Regions from separate parts of the Homo sapiens genome. Here region 1 is linked to region 2. A link is a loop called in an ENCODE intact Hi-C map of the cell type or tissue named here. Cell type or tissue: heart left ventricle. All regions are shown on one strand.

The links. A loop is a pair of places that touch in the nucleus more often than their neighbours do. Peaks named below come from ENCODE experiments on the same cell type or tissue, not always from the same donor. Only the 100,000 strongest peaks of a DNase experiment are listed, where the experiment ranks them.
Region 1: a loop joins it to region 2, with 2.1 times the contacts of the local background. A loop is called at or near these places in 10 of 110 quality-filtered maps.

What each region holds. Positions count from the first base shown.
Region 1 is chr19:18,487,979-18,490,478 of GRCh38, forward strand. The region is part of intron 1 of ELL (elongation factor for RNA polymerase II); the gene reads right to left. Among named protein-coding and RNA genes, the nearest start is that of ELL, 33 kb to the right of the region's middle. In heart left ventricle, a CTCF peak has its summit at 1,038; no DNase peak of the experiment used is centred here.
Region 2 is chr19:18,556,270-18,558,769 of GRCh38, forward strand. KXD1 (KxDL motif containing 1) reads left to right here and starts at 1,601. Exons shown (of 5, transcript NM_024069.4): 1 at 1,601-1,645. RefSeq lists enhancers at 628-1,419, 1,420-2,209 and a silencer at 1,700-1,859. In heart left ventricle, no CTCF peak of the experiment used is centred here; a DNase peak (open chromatin) is centred at 1,552; H3K4me3 peaks cover 1,552 bases; H3K27ac peaks cover 1,629 bases.

The DNA.
Region 1 (2,500 bases), 68 kb before region 2:
GGCCCCACCTCACTCTGGCCACAACCAGGCTGGCAAGTGTCCACCGTGGTCTCTGCCCAGTAATAACCTCAGCAGTGTGGTATGGTGTGGACATCCTCACCTGGTGGGCCCATCCTGAGAAACATGCCTGAAGGCACCCGGCAGGTGAGCAGGGAGAGAGGTAGGTCCCAGCCCGCCTCTCCACCTGGGTCTTATCTCACAAAAGGATCGGCCCTGTTATTGGGTTAGGTCGTGGGTAAGCGTACACCAAGATCCGCCAACTGACTTCTTCCCAGAAAGATGCCCGTCCTTCAGAGCAAACGGCCTGACAAGAAATGTCACCAAACTGGACTCCTCCCCACCAGCAGCATAGAACCCAGAGCACAGCTCCCACAGAGCCAAAAGGAGACCACACAGCAGGAAGCACGTGGCACTGCCAAGCTGGATAGGAGCTGCAGAGGCAGCCTGTGACCAGCAGGGCATGTGCTGGCCAGGGCTGGCCCAGGGCAAGTCCCCAAACCTCAGAGTACCCAGGAGGCCCTGGGGCTCAGGATCCAGGGCTCTAGGGAGGGGCTGCATGCTCCCAGCATCCACGGGGCGGGGGCTAGAACAGAACATGCTCTGCCAGGTGCTCAGCGCCCACACACCCTCAAAAGTCTGATCGCAGGGACCTTCTATGGACCGGGCTGTGCATCTTGAGGGCCAACTTCAAGCAAAGGAAAGCCTGATCACAGGGACCTTCTATGGACAGGGCTGCGCATCTTGGGGGCCAACTTTAAGCAAAGGAGGAGACTGAGGCTCAGGGAAGCCAGGTGCCTTGCTTAAGGCCACCAGCTCAGTAAGTGGCAGGGCTTGAGCTGAAACACAGGACTCTCCCAAAATGACGAGGCAATGGCACCCTGCTATGTCAGAATGTGTCTTTTCTCCTTCCAAACTGACAAACTGACTCTTCACAGGCGCAGGTCATGCGTCCTGGACCGGCTGACCAGAGTCCTGAACTGAAGCTGTGCAGGCGCGGGTCCCTGCATCTGCAGACCGACTTCCGTCATCCCACCTGCAGGGGGTGTGGAGGAGCCTTGCCTGACAGCCGGAGGGAGCTGGAGTCTGAAATCTCAGCTGCTCTTTTTACAGAACGTTTTGTCACCTGCCTTCAAATAAAAGCGCCCAATTTCGGCTCAAGGTGACATGGATTGGGTATTTGCCTAGCAGCTGACACACACCAGAAAGCAGGAGACAGCAGGAGCTCTGCCAAGTGTGCTGTGGATCTAGGTCAGAACATGGTGCAGGTGTGAGCGAGGGGGCGTCCTCCCAGGAACGCTAGCACAATTCCAGAAGTTTCAAGAGAATGCTGAAGTTCAGCCAGGTCAGACAACCACTTGACCGCGGACAGATTTAGAGAAAGTCATGCAGGCCTGGGCAGACCTCGGGCTGGCCGCCCCGGGTGCTCCCATCCCCCTCATGTTAGCCCCTGGTTCCCCCAACCACCACTCACTCCTGCTGGGACGTCAAGAGCCCCAGGTTCTTGGCTGCTGCCATCCAAGACCTGAGCCTCTCCCAGCCAGCTCTGGCACCTTCTCTAGTTTCCTCAGAGGGGAATCTTACCCAAGTATCTATTGGATCACTCCCTGCACACCCCAGCTGCCTGATAAGGCCGGCAGGCTTAGCCCTGCAGCCCCCAGCAGCCCACGCTGGCCCCTTCATGGTACTCACACTCAGTGCTGTGTGACCCCTGTGCCTACTGCAGTCTAGATCCTCCTGGGATCCACCTGGCCAACACCTCCCCCAAGGCGTCATCAGAGAGGCTTTCCAACTGTGAGGGCTCACTGGGGCCCCGGCCTCTGGCTGTGAGCATCTCACTGATTGGGGTGCGAGGTTGGTCTCTTCCCACCTAAAGGGGAGTTCCAGGAGGAGCAGTCCCTCCTGTTTCTGCTGACCCCTGGGGCTGATGGCCTAGCACTAGGACAACAGAATAAGGGCCCAGACGCGCACTGAGCAGAGATATGGAGCTGGCCCTGACCACGCTGTGGAGCCCGTGCTGGTCCCTCAAGCCTCCAGCCACCTGCACGCGGGGCCAGCCAGGCCAGGTGAGACACAGCCTTGCTTACACGCCAGCTGCGTCTGAGAGCAGAGAACCCTGCTGTCGCCTTCTCTCCTGGACGCAATCTAAAACAATCTCAACTTACAAAAAACCTGCAAGAACAGTACAAAGAACAGCCATATTCTGTGACGTTTCTGCCACCTGCCCCTCCCCCCCACCCACGCCTATTATCCACATACTTAGATGTAGCAACACACTTGCTTCTTGAACCATTTGAGGGCCGGCTGGAGACTTTGCCACACTGTGCCCCTAAACGCAGCATGTTTCCTGAGAGTAAAAATACTCTTCTGGGCCGACACAGCAGGGACCAGCTTCACATTTATTATTAATATGACACTTCAAGCCACCGTCTGTCTCCCAGGTCATTGCCTGACTTGGTGGTGACCTCACATTGTCCTCCCCGCAGCGGGAGCCCATGGGCAG
Region 2 (2,500 bases):
TCTCGGCTCACTGCAATCTCCGCCTCCCAGGTTCAAGAGATTCTCATGCCTCATCCTCCTGAGTAGCTATGATTATAGCACCTGCCACCACGCCAGGCTAATTTTTTTTTTTTTTTTTTGGATTTTTAGTAGAGACGGGGTTTCACCATGTTGGCCAGTCTGGTCTCAAACTCCCGACCTCAGGTGATCCACACGCCTGGCATCCCAAAGTGCTGGGGTTACAGGCGTGAGCCACTGCGCCGGGCCTGTTTGTTTTTTGAGACTGGGTCTCACTCTGTTGCCCAGGCTGGAGTGGGGTCTTCGTTCACTGCAACTTCTGCCTCCTGGCCTCAAACGATACTCCTACCTCAGCCTCTTGAGAAACTGGGACCACAGGCTCGGGCCACAGGCCCGTTTTTTTTTTTTTTTCCAATTGTAGCTGTGAGGCATTTTATTACAAAAACTTGGTACTCGTATACACAAACTAACATGAACTTAAAATACATTTTCTTCATTTTTTAGCTTGACCTTCTTTTTTTTTTTTGAGACGTGGTCTTGCTCTATCGCCCAAGCTGGAGTGCAGTGGTGCGATCTTGGCTTACTGCAGCCTCTGCCTCCTGGGTTCAAGCGATTCTCCTGCCTCAGCCTCCTGAGTAGCTGGGATTACAGGCTCCCGCCACCACTCCCGACTAATTTTTTTTATTTTTAGTAGAGACAAGGTTTCACCATGTTGGTCAGGCTGGTCTCGAACTCCTGATCTCGTGATCCGCCCGCCTCGGCCTCCCAAAGTGCTCGGATTACAATGACAGGATGTGAGCCACCGCGCCCAGCCTGTAAACCCTTTTGAAAAAATTCCCCAGCGCATTACTCCAAAACAACGTGGAAGTGTAAATGGAAACCAGGGCTGGGCGCGGTGGCTCATGCCTGTAATCCCAGCACTTTGGGAGGCCGAGGCGGGCAGATCACCTGAGGTCGGGAGATCGGGACCCGCCTGACCAACATGGAGAAACCCTGTCTCTACTAAAAACACAAAACTTGCCGGGCATGGTGGCACATGCCTGTAATTCCAGCTACTCCGGAAGGCTGAGGCAGATGAATCGCTTGAACCTGGGAAGCGGAGGTTGCGGTGAGCCGAGATCACGCCATTGTACTCCAGCCTGGGCAACAAGAGCGAAACTCTGTCTCAAAAAAAAAAAAAAAAAAAAAAAAAGGAAACTTGGACCAAAAAAATCAGCAAAAGTGGAGCAGGGATGTCTGAACACAGATGAGTCTAATTCCCTGCTTGGAAAGCAGGACACCTGAGTGTGGTTTGGCCTCTGACCACTGTAGCATTTACGACCTTGGGGAGGGTTACCACTCTGGGACCTCAGTCACACTATCTACAAAATGGGACACTTCTCTCAGCCTTCCTTCTTCCGGGCCGCTTTCAAGCCTGGGCTTCTGGAAATACGCAGGCGCGAGATGAATTGTTTGATTGGCTATTCATTGTGATGCACCCACGAGCTGAAGCTCCGTCTAAGCCCCGCCCTTTCCTGTCGTGACTTAACGCACGCAAGCGGCTCCAGGGTACGTCCCCGCCACGCGCGCTCGCAGGATCGGTGCGTGGTGACGTTTCGCCGGCGCGGGCGCCATCCCGGAAGCGCGAGCAAGGCCGCCAGATGTGCAGGTGCCGCCGCTACCGACGCCGGGGCCGAGTTTGGGGTGGGGCTGGGGACTCCAGGGCCGCGGGGAACCGGTCCGGGTCGGGCGCGGCCCCCGGGCTGCGGTGGGGTGGGGTGCGCCACTGGCCACATCTGGTCATTCCTGCTGCGCACAGGCCTCAGTTTCCCCGTCTGCTCAATGGATACGCAGGCGGCGCTACGGGCTGGATCTGGATCCGGATCAGGGGCATAGGAATTGGGGCCTCCTGTGTTCTGGGTGTGTCGTGTAACCTGGAGCTGGGCGTTGCCCGGTTTGTGCCTCAGTTTCCCTGTATTGTAGGGGACGGGGCGTGAGGGGATATTTGAGCCCCTCCCCACTTGGGGTTTTTCAGAGCTTGGATGGCTGAGTTAAATTCTGTTAAATAACCTGGATATAGAACCGTGGTGCTTCTCTGCCTCTCCCTGTGAGTTTCGGCAACGGAGCCCGCCCCTGTGAGCCTCAGTTTCACTCGGAGATGATTGTGTCTGCCTCGTAACGGTGATTGAGGATGAAATGAAGTGCTCTACAAGTGTTTGCCCGTAATATATTCTTAGAGGCCCCTGGGATGCTCTCAAAATGTTGATTCCCGGGACTTCTTCACACTCCTCTTGGAGAAACAGCCTGTCCTGAGCTCCAGTCGTTATCACCTTTGGTTTCAGTTGCCACAGACAGCACTGTGAGATCTTCATTCTACCTTATTTTCATTTTATGGTTGAAAAAACTGATTCAGAAGGGTGAAGTGGCTCTCCCATGGTCAAACAGCCTACCTCTCTGCGTTTCTTCAATAAATCTACATTTGGAGTTGGGATCAGAGCTCTTGCTGGGTCAATTTCACTGTGTA